Linked DNA regions of Mus musculus: region 1 is linked to region 2. A link is a loop called in an ENCODE intact Hi-C map of the cell type or tissue named here. Cell type or tissue: gastrocnemius. All regions are shown on one strand. Each heading gives the region's core, and the rest is flanking DNA. Links, peaks and the distances in the headings are about the cores only. Region 1 overlaps Exoc6b (exocyst complex component 6B). Region 2 has its middle 16 kb from the start of Gm10445.

Region 1 (5,375 bases), core at 82-5,081, 510 kb before region 2:
TGTCACATTCTACACATAGAGCTTATAGTCTTGATTAAATGGTCCACGATGAGAAAACAAGTGTGATTATTTTGTTCTCTAGAGAAACTGTTTGTTTGCTCTGGGATCTGCCTTGAGTTTTTATATTTGACTTTTTTGAAGTTTAATGCTTAAGTGTGGCGGTTTTAGCTTTATATTACCTGTTGAATAACATGGGGTTTGGTGTCCTTGAATGTGTGGTTTGGTGTGGGGCATCAGTCTGTGGAGACTCAGTCACGCCTTTCCATTGCTCGTGCTTTCCCTGGTCTCCTCTTCCTCTGCTATTCCTCTCATGTGGGTTTTATCTTTTGTTTTTGCCTCCCAGATCTTGATGTTTTCTTTTTGGATATTCGGATATATATTAGTTTTAAATTTTTTGTTCTTCTATCTCTGGCTCAGAGATCTTGTTCTCTGCTTGTGTACTGTCTGCTAAGGAGCCCATCAAAGGCATTCTTGTTTGCCTTGAGTTTTTGATTTCTGGCATTTCTGCTTTGGTTATTTCTTAGAATTTTCTTCTGTCTGCTTACTTTAGCTTTTTGTTCATGTTTGTTATGTGCTTTTCAGTTAAAGCTCTTAACACGGCAGTTATAGGTTTGAAATGTTTCAAGCCATCGTTTCTGTTGTATTCAGTTCTGGGCCTGCTGTGCTTCTTCATTCTCTTTGAACTGCACTATAGCCTTGTAATTTGTTATTGTATCATGCCAGAAGATTTCCTTAATTTTTAAGTTAGCATTACATTATTGTTGTTATCTATCATACTTCTTTAGTGACTATCACTGTCATCTTTATCCCTTGGTATTTGCGGTATCTCTGTGATCCTGATAAACTCTTTCCCACAGCTCCTTCTGCTGGTCCTTACTTTGAGGAGCTGCAGTGCTGTTCGAGATGATGTCTTTTTGCAGCTTTTTTTGGTTTATATTTCCGCAGTCATTGTCATATTGATTATTTTTCTCACTGATGTGACATAGTGCCTGATAAGAACCATTCAAAAAAGAAATTACTCATTTTGGCTCTTGGTTTTAGAGTTTTCTCTCTTTATTGTGGGGTTGATGTGGAGGAGCAGAGATCTTCACAACATGATGTCTAGGAAGCAGGAAAAGAAAGTATAGGGCTGGCGTTAGGCTTGTTGGTATTTAGAATCTGAGGGTATGCCTCAATGACTTTTGGTCCTCTAGCCAGGCTTCTTTTTTACCTTCATCACATAATAAATTTATCTAGGCATAAATCCATTCATTAGGAAAGAGCACTTAGGATTTAGTCCTCTTTGGAAATACTGTCAGATACACCCCTAGATGTTTGCTGTACTAGTCTTTTAATCACCTCTTAATTCAATCAAGCTGTTAGTCAAGATTACCCAGCATAAGTAATGATTTCAGCTTCTTTCACATGCTTGCTTAGAGAAGTTTTTATTCAAGTCCTTTGTTCATTTTTATTATTTTGTTGTTGTTGTTGTTGTTGTTGTTGTTGTTGTTGTTGTCGTCGAGTCACAGGACTTTCTTAAATTGTGGTTGTTAATCCCTTTGAGGTGCACAGATTATAGTTATGTTGCCTACTTTCTGCATTACCTTTGAATTCCATTAGTGCTTTCTTTGATGTTTAGTGACTAATTTTAAAGTGGATAGTGAGCACCTTTCGTAATAAAAAAAGAAAAGTGCCAAGGCATTATAATCATACTTTTTTTCTCCTATGGATGGACATCCTTTGTAATCAGTGTAATCTTACCAAAAATGGCTTTAGATATGACATAATAGCACACTTCTGTGCAGAGTCCATGAAAGTAGCTTTTTGTGATCTTGCAATACCTTTTTCTCTCTTTTGATTACTGTTCTATTTTCCCATCTTTTTGTTTGACTATGACGTTGGAGATGCCAAATTCCAGATGAAGTTCACTGCTTTGCAGTCCTTTCATGGAAGATCTTTCTCTGTCTCTGTGTCTCTGCCTCTCTGTCTCTGTCTGTCTGTCTGTCTGTCTGTCTGTCTCTCTCTCTTTCTCTCTCTTTCTCTCTTGCATCACCTGTCCTTTAGGCTTTAGACTCAGAATAGGCTAATAATCGCATTTCAGTGTTTATTTCTTTGAAGGAATGAGGAGTCTGATATGAGATTTATCATCCAGCAATAGATCTAGAGAGTCAGGAATAAAGGTTAGGGCTGAAAAGAGAGCCGAGGAGTCAGTGTATGGTCTAGTTCTTGGAGGTCTGGGTCCTTAGTTTGTCAGGCTTTCTGAGGAGTTTTGTGGAACCAGCTACTGCAGCAACCAGTCAGGGATATCTTTACCTGTCCTGTGTGAGGGTTGCTGTTATTTCTTATGGAGTTAGGAAAGCCCTGGGGTTGACAGTTGAATGTCTTCTGAGTCCCTGAGGTTGTGTTCATTTTCTTCTGGATTTGTAGCCCAGATTTCTGATAAAGCCAGAATGAGGGATGAGGCTTAGGGGGTCGGTAGTAGTGTCTTGTGTGTATGCATTGTGCTTGCTGCTGATACTGATGCAGTGCTGGGGTTCTAATGTGTTGCAGCAGCAGGTGCTCCAGGGACTGCATCCGAGCAGTGCTAGGGAGCTCATGCTTCCACAGTCCACAGTGGCGTAGGTTCCTGTCATTGTTAGAGGAAGGCAGCCAGGGTATTTTGTTTTGTTTCAGTTCAAGGTCTTTCATTTGCACTTGTTCAATCTTGCTGATACTACTAGGTATATTTGATTGTTGGTTGTTACTAGATGAGACTATTGCAAGAGAAGCAAAGCAAACATGCTTTGGTTATGGAATCAGTAAATTTCAAGGTTTGGATGAGAAAGATTTCTTATATCACAAAAATTTGAAAAATCCCAAACCCTGTTCCTCCCCCCCTCCCCCATTACTACTCAGCCTTTGCACTCCTCAGTTTCTGAGGTCGTTTGTGAACTCTGAACCACTAGAGGTCAGTGTTGTGTCAATAAATGCAGGTGCCTTTGGGTTTTGCGTGTTCTTTTTTTTTTTTAAAGGCATTAGGCATTTTTTTTCTTGTTATAAATCTTCCTCTTTTATTTCTTTTCAATTTTTATTATATATTTTCTTCATTTACATTTCAAATGCTATCCCAAAAGTCCCCTATACTCTCCCCCCACCCTGCTCCCCTACCCACCCACTCCTACTTCTTGGCCCTGGCGTTCCCCTGTACTGGTGCATATAAAGTTTGCAAGACCAAGTGCCTCTCCTCCCAGTGATGGCCGACTAGGCCATCTTATGCTACATATGCAGCTAGAGATACGAGGTCTGGGAGTACTGGTTAGTTCATATTATTGTTCCACCTATAGGGTTGCAAACCCCTTCAGCTCCTTGTGTGCTTTCTCTAGCTTCTCCATTAGGGGCCCTGTGTTCAATCTTACAGATGACTGTGAGCATCCACTTCTGTATTTGCCAGGCATTGGCATAGCCTCACAAGAGAGAGTCTTCCTTTTGAACTCTGAATCTTACTGCAAGGTGTCTTGGAGCTGAGAGGTGCATTCCACAAGAAGCCTTTGCTTAATGGTGTGCGTAGGATGCTTCATAGGTACCGACACTTGACAGTGGCAGTTCACATTAGGTAATGCTATGGCTATGTGCAACCCCCTGCCTCTTTCTGGTAGGTTATCCTGTAATTTTAGGGGCCAGATCACATTCTCATACAGACTCCATTTGTCATCTGCTGCATTCATGTAGAAACTTGTATCTCACTTGTTCTCTCTCTCTCTCTCTCTCTCTCTCTCTCTCTCTCTCTGTGTGTGTGTGTGTGTTAGGTGTCTGGAATGAGGCTTCCTGCAGTGGGAAAGAATTTCTTTTTTTCAATTTGAGAGAATCATTGTTTAGTGTTTTTTTAAAATATTTTTTTATTAGTATTTTCCTCAATTACATTTCCAATGCTATCCCAAAAGTCCCCCATACCCTCCCCCCCCACTTCCCTAGACCCATTCCCATTTTTTGTTTGTTTAGTGTTTTTATGCCATTTTTACCTGTGTATCCAGCAGGTTCATGGTATCACCTTAATGATTCTTCATTTAGCCCATAATTTTCATGGTCTCTGTTCTGAAGGTAGCTTCACTGTCTAGCTATCAAGACCAGAATACTTTGAGTTGTTCTCATTTCATTTCTTCTCTATCATGTTCAGCTCGCAAATTGACAAATCAGTTGTCTCCCGTGTGCACTAGTACCACACTTGGTTCTCATCATTATTTGAGTTGTTACAATGATCTGTTACTTTTCCTGCTTTTAGTATATTTGACCAGAGTTGACTACTCTGTGTTACAAAGCTGACACTGCTGGGCTTGGTGGCGCACTTGGGAGGCAGAGGCAGGAGAATTTCTGAGTTCGAGGCCAGCCTGGTCTACAAAGTGAGTTCCAGGACAGCCAGGGCTACACAGAGAAACCCTGTCTCAAAAAAACCAAAACAAAAAACAAACAAACAAAAAACCACCTCCCCCCCAAAAAAAGCTGACCCTATAATTCTCACTTTGGTGTTCTGAAAGAAAGTAGAAAAAGAAGGGAACAAGCAGCCACTTTGCAATTGAAAATCTGCTTTTTGGAATAGGAAGGCGTGGAGATCCCAATTCCTGAGTCCTTGGTGTGTGGTCTGTAGTAGGTGCAGTGCTGTCTCACTGAGAGGTGTAGAAAGAATGCTGTACTTAACCTGAGATCATGAATGCTCGCCTTTTGTATAGACCTGAATTGTTTGTGAATGCTTGCTCTAGTTTAGTTTGTTACTGAAGGCATGGATTTGATGTAAGTGAACCCAGAATGTCAATGGATAATATGCAGAGAAACAAGTTTGTGCATTGATTCAAATCTCTGGAATGTAGATTCTTTTTTACTTTGTTTTGGTTGAAACTAGCTCACATAGTTCTAGTTTTTCTGGCCTGTTATAGTTGTTTCATTTGACCAGAGTCTTAACTAACTTCTAATATGAAGATTTATCTTGAATTCCTTAATCTCATTTAGATTCAGTGACACTTATTTTCTCATGAACTAATTTCAGCTTGGCATGGAAGAGAAATATATTGATTTATAAGAAGTCATGAGCTTCAAATCTTGCACCTTGGCATGGTACAGAAAGCCTAGGTTTTATGGAGAAATGTTTCTGGAATACTATGGGCTTAAACAGATTACGCAAGTTGTTGTTGTTATTGTTGTTTCTTCTTTTCCTCCTCCTTCTCCTCTTCCTCCTCCTCTTCTTCTTCCTCCTCCTCTCCCTCCTTCTCCTTTCTTCTTCCTCCTCCTCTCCCTCCTTCTCCTTCTCCTCCTCCTCTCCCTCCTCTTCCTCCTCCTCTTCCTTTCTTTCTCTCCCTCTGCCTCTCTTCCTTCTTCCTTACCTCCCTCCCTCTCTCTCTAATCTCTCTCTCTAATCTCTCTCTCTC
Region 2 (5,375 bases), core at 61-5,060:
GTTTGAGGGGCTGAGGGTCAAAGGAAGGAATGTACCTCTGTGCAGAGAGGGCTGCCCATCATCCCCGCCTACCCAGAAGAGCCACTTGTTTTTGTTTCTATCTCTTCTGGAGAAGAAGACCAGAAGTCGGAAAGCAAGGCTGGGGCATGCAGAGCTTGGGGCCGAGCACAAAGGTGTCTCTGCTGCCACTTCTGAAGACTTGGAAGCAGAAGTGAAGGTGGGGAGAAGAGGCTGCGAGGCCCTGTAGTTGTAGAACCTCTCCTCTCCCCTCTGAGAGTGGCCTCCAATGACACCTGCCTGCAGACCCTGAGGCCTGGACTCAGCCGCTCTCCAGCTCTCCTCCTCCGACTAATTTCAGATATCCAGGAGGCCATAAATAGTCTTGTTACCATCTTCCCAGCTGGGTCCTCCTCTCCTCATGGTGGAACCACAGATGGAGAGACTGGAGTCGAACAAATTAGGAACTCCTGACAGGAGCCATGCTGCTGCCCTGTGCCAGGCAGAGATTGGGGGTGGGCCTGTAAGGGGCTGATGGGAAGGGGGTCAAGGGGCTTGGCTCAGGTGAGGTCAGAGCAGTGTCTGAAGAAGTACCAGAGATGACATGAGAATGTGGCAAGGAACAAAGCTGGCCAGGGCTAATGCTGGGTACATAGTGGGTTTGCAAGTTTTTGTTTTTTGTTTTTGTTTTTGTTTTGTTTGTTTGTTTGTTTTTGTTTTGTTTTGTTTCGCGGGTGTGTGTGTTGTTGTCTTTTTTTTTATGATAATGATACCATAATGATTAGAGACTACCCAGTTGATGTTCCTGTCCCATGGGCATGAGGACCTAAATTCAGAATGTTAGTACCTATATAGATGCTCGGTAGGGAGGCAGGGTTGGGCGGTAGAGATAGTTGGATCTCCGGAGTCCCAGAAGCCTGCTTAGCAGACTAATAAACTCCAAATTTAGTGAGAGACCTTGCCTAAAAAATGATGTGGGGAATGATGGGGGACACTGGTTTCCAACTGTTAGACTCCATAGCACATGCAAAGACATACACGTGCACTCTACATATGTGTGCATGCACCTACATGAGCACACACACACACACACACACACACACACACACACCACACTCATGACCATGAATACTCTATCTACTTGAGTCTGGTTGAGTCTGAAATGCATGAGGGTTTATATTCCCCAGTCCTGAGACACACTGTCATGTCCGGATTTCTAGGAACAAAGAGGGTTATTGAGCTCCTTGCCTACCCACCACCGTGTCATCTTGGGAATCGTGGGCTATCAAGTCTCCACACCCATGTTATTCTCCTGGCTGTAAGCCATGCTCCCCTCTGCCAGCCAAACTGTCCAGCCTGGTAAACACGTTTTAATTACCCGTCTGGCTCCTGTTGCTTGTCATAGTTGATATTTGCTGTTTCAGTAAAACACACTACCAACTCCATGGCCAATTTTTCAAATGTGTTCTCTTACCATGTTCTCCAAAGGCTGACATTATATTCAGTCACACATAGATGGAAACACAGAAGCCCTGAGACAGCAATTGATATACCCAAGGCCACCCAGCCAGTGCATGTGTGAGCCAGGACCAAGCCTGGGACCACTGTGCTTGCTAACTGTTGCCCTGGGTGTACCCATAACCATGGTCACCGGGTATCACAATCTGTCATTGGTGAAATCAATAGGCTGTCTGGTTCCTGGAGTAGGGGTGTGGTCTAAATAGCTTTGAGTATCAAGTTCTATCATGATCTTACTACACGGTGGAAATTTAGTGGAATGCAAATGGGATGAATTATGCTCTTCAGTAGCCAGCTTAGATTTGGAGTTAGACAGCGGGGTTAGACTTTTGGTTCTTGTGCTTTGTTTCCTCAAGAAAGCTACTAAACCTTCTTCTCATGTGTAAAATGGGGCTAACGATCATCCAATAATGCTTCCATGAGATACTGACAAACATTCCTGGCACGCAAAGGACCAGAATCTCTCCACCAGTCCTAACCTTCTTGTTCTGAAATACTGCCACCTGCTGGTAGCTTCTGAGTGCAACCGACACAGACCATTAAGGCTGTGGCAGCCGAGACCCCCAACTGGCTGCTACTTACTGCCCAGCTGTGGTCTGTCTTCCTTCCAGTCGTGAGCAGCCATGTTCCTCCTATTCTCCCAACTCTGTGCCCGTCTCCTTGATGATGTAGCCTGAGCAACTGTTAGCACAGACCCTTCTTTAGTATCTCTTCTCCCCCCCTCCCCCACCCCCAGCTATGCCTGTGGTTGCATGGATTTTAAAGACAGGAGGATACAGACTCTGGTGTTCACACTATTAGCTGCATGACAACAACTTACAGAAGCTCTCTACAAAATAGTTCTGACACTGTCCCTCGTCTTCCCTACTGTCTCCAGCCACCTCAGTTGCACCCTGAGTTTCCAACAGGATACCATTTGCCTCTGGTCCCCGACTGCATACACCTTCTTACCAGGTTCGGAAGAATTTGTCCTTGCCAGTGACTATGAGAAGAGGGAGATGCTGCAGAAGAGGTCCAGTCTGTGTTGATGGTCACACAGAAGGACTCGGGTTCCTTCATCCCTATCTATCCCGGCTTCCCTTTGGGTTTCACCTTAGGCGTTGCCTGATGTAGGTTTGGCCTTTTGCTACTGCCCAATGATTTTTCAAAAGCAGAAGTTGGAGGTGTCTAGGCTTCTTCAAAACCTTCTGAGGTGGGGGGTTTAATCGGGGGCTGGATCTATAGAAATACGGCAGAGACTAGGGGTGGAACATAACAGTCTCTAAGGTCCTTTCTGGCTCTGGCACGCTTCATGTCTTTTGAATTAATTACTTCCAAATGTCTTCTCAGGACAACTTGCTTATGCCTCCATACCTTACACTGGGCATGCCTCAGCAGATCCATTAGAACCTTCTAGACCACGAGGATAGGAACCAATTGTCACGTTCTACTGGAATGTGGTCTCATCCTTCAAATTCACTCTTAGAAGGCTGAGATTCAGACTCTGGCCATGGGTTTGGGAAGACACCCCTTTCCTCCAGTGCTCAACTGTACAGCACAGTGAGGATGTACAGGAGGGGTGTACAGTGCCCCTCCAGAGGTTCCTATGGCCAGCTATGCTCTGTCACACTCTGCTCTAGGTATCCCTAGATGCTCTAGGCAACTTTGTTTGAACCCCATATCTTCTATTCAGGTTCACATGTCTGGTCTTGCCCAGCTCACAGTCTCATCCCCCATGGGCATGTAGGTTTCCAGCCCCAGAGCTCACCAGATGGCAGAAGTGGTGAGGAAGGACTCCAAGGGGCAGAGACCAGGGAGCAGGAAGATACTGGGCCAGTCTTCCCCACAGCCTGATGGATTAGGAGGGTATTTGGTGAGTCCACAAGCAGGCGTGGCAGCAGAGAGCTTTGCTACAGCTTTGTAGCCCATCCAATAGCCTCTTTCAAAACAGGATTCGGATGAGTTAAGAGGAAATGAATAAGAAACACATGGGATGGATTTCCCTCCAAAGACAGCAGGGTTTGAACACAGCCCAGGGAGAGAAAACGGGGTCTGGGAAGGAAAGACGTGGCTTCCTCACATGGGTCCTTTTCGTTTCTGTTAACTTCTGTCACCACTTCCTGTGGCTAGCTGTCCTTGTACATACCTCAGAGCAGTTGAACGCTGGGAGACAGGGTCTTGTTGTCTGTGTCCAGCTACAGATCCGGGGCCAGTGCTGTCCGAGCCAGACTTGGGGGATCTGGATGCCCTGGGACTCCCTCAGGCTGCCATCCAAGATGCCTGGTGGGGCTGTGGCAGGCTTTGCTCTGGAGACAGCATGTCAGTTTATCTTAGACTTCTGAGCACTTTGAGTGGGGATGAGAGGGAAGACCAGGAGTGAGGAGGTACCCTATGAAAACCATCATCAGAATATAGGGCTGGCCCTCGTCTCAAGGTGGAGTGCTCCCTGGAGGTAACCTTTAAGAAGAGCCTGTGTCTTCTACTGTTTCATCCACTTGCAGCATGTCTCTTTTATTCTATAGTTCGTTCTCTCTCTCTCTCTCTCTCTCTCTCTCTCTCTCTCTCTCTCTCTCCCCTCCCTCCCTCTCCCCCTCCCCCTCTCTCCTCTTTTGCACAAACCTTAAATAAAAGCTACACTAAAACCCATACTTGCAAATCACTTTGTGAACATTGTGGTACAGTAGCTTCCAGGCTGTAGTGGTTACTAAACGCTGGGCTAAAACATCTAACAAGAAGCAACTTGACAGAGGAAGGCCTTATTTTTGGCTCACAGTTGAAAGTGGATGCAGTCCATCAGGAAGAGGAAGTCACAGTGATGGCTGATCCCTCTGCACCTACAGTGGGACCAGGCTAGAACACCTCAAGGCCTGCCCCCCCCCCCCAGTGGCCCACTTTCTCCTGCAAAGTTCTATTCCCAAATGCCCCACATCCTTCAAAAAAAAAAAAAAGGTGCCATTATCTTGGAATCAAGTTTTCCAATGTATGAGCCTTTTAGAAACATGTGATATTCAAACCATAGCACAAGCCTATGGTCGTGTGCATGGGTGGGGCGGGGTATGCACATAGGCTCGATGCACACTGCACATGTGGAGGTCAGAGGATAATTTTCAAGAGTTAATTCTCACCTTCTACTTGTTGAGGCAGGGGCTCTCTTGCTTCTGCCCCTGCCCTGTATTTTTTTTTTTACACATTAGCTGGCCCAGAGCTTCTAAGTGAATGTCTTGTCTCTGCCTCCCATACTGCCACAAGAGTGCTGGGGTTGCACCCAGAACATCTTTTCTTTTTCTTCCGTGATTCTGGGAATAGAGCTCCGTTCACCAGGCGTGGGCAACAAGTGCTTTTGCCAGCTGAACCCCCCACCATCCCTGTTTCTGCTTTTTATCTCACCCTCTCCTCTTGCATATAAAACCTAAGCTTTCCTCCATTTCATTAATGTTTTCTACAACATAATCGAGCAGCTCCTTGTTGTTGTTGTTGTTCTTGGCTTTTACTTTACATGACTATTTAAAAAAAAAACACTGGGATGAATGTCCTTAGGTATTTCAAGACGGTGAAAGTTTGGACTGCAGTTTTCCTTTTAAATCTTTAGTTAGTAGTATGTCTACATCGACATGTCCTTGAGTGCAGTGCCTGTAGGGTCCAGAAGAGGGCATCGGAGTCCCTGGGATTGGAGTTAGAGCAATTGGGAGACTCCTAACTCAGGTGCTAGGAATCAAATCAAGGTTCTTCAAGAGAGCAGCAATTGCCCTTAACAGCTGAGCCATCTCTACTCCCAGAATATCTTGTCTGTCCCATACTCTTTCTCTCTGTCTATCTGCAATTTTATTCCTCATTTTTTTTCATAGTTGGGGATGGCTCTACCACCAGTATAGATAGGGTAT

The links. Hi-C counts contacts between places; a loop is a spot of excess contacts. Peaks named below come from ENCODE experiments on the same cell type or tissue, not always from the same donor. Only the 100,000 strongest peaks of a DNase experiment are listed, where the experiment ranks them.
Region 1: a loop joins it to region 2, with 5 times the contacts of the local background. A loop is called at or near these places in 20 of 42 quality-filtered maps.

What each region holds. Positions count from the first base shown.
Region 1 is chr6:84,910,179-84,915,553 of GRCm38, reverse strand. The region is part of intron 6 of Exoc6b (exocyst complex component 6B); the gene reads left to right. Among named protein-coding and RNA genes, the nearest start is that of Exoc6b, 160 kb to the left of the region's middle. In gastrocnemius, for the core only: a CTCF peak has its summit at 2,922 (motif pointing right); a DNase peak (open chromatin) is centred at 2,911.
Region 2 is chr6:84,404,656-84,410,030 of GRCm38, reverse strand. No RefSeq gene overlaps it. Among named protein-coding and RNA genes, the nearest start is that of Gm10445, 16 kb to the left of the region's middle. In gastrocnemius, for the core only: a CTCF peak has its summit at 2,049 (motif pointing left); DNase peaks (open chromatin) are centred at 1,323 and 2,032.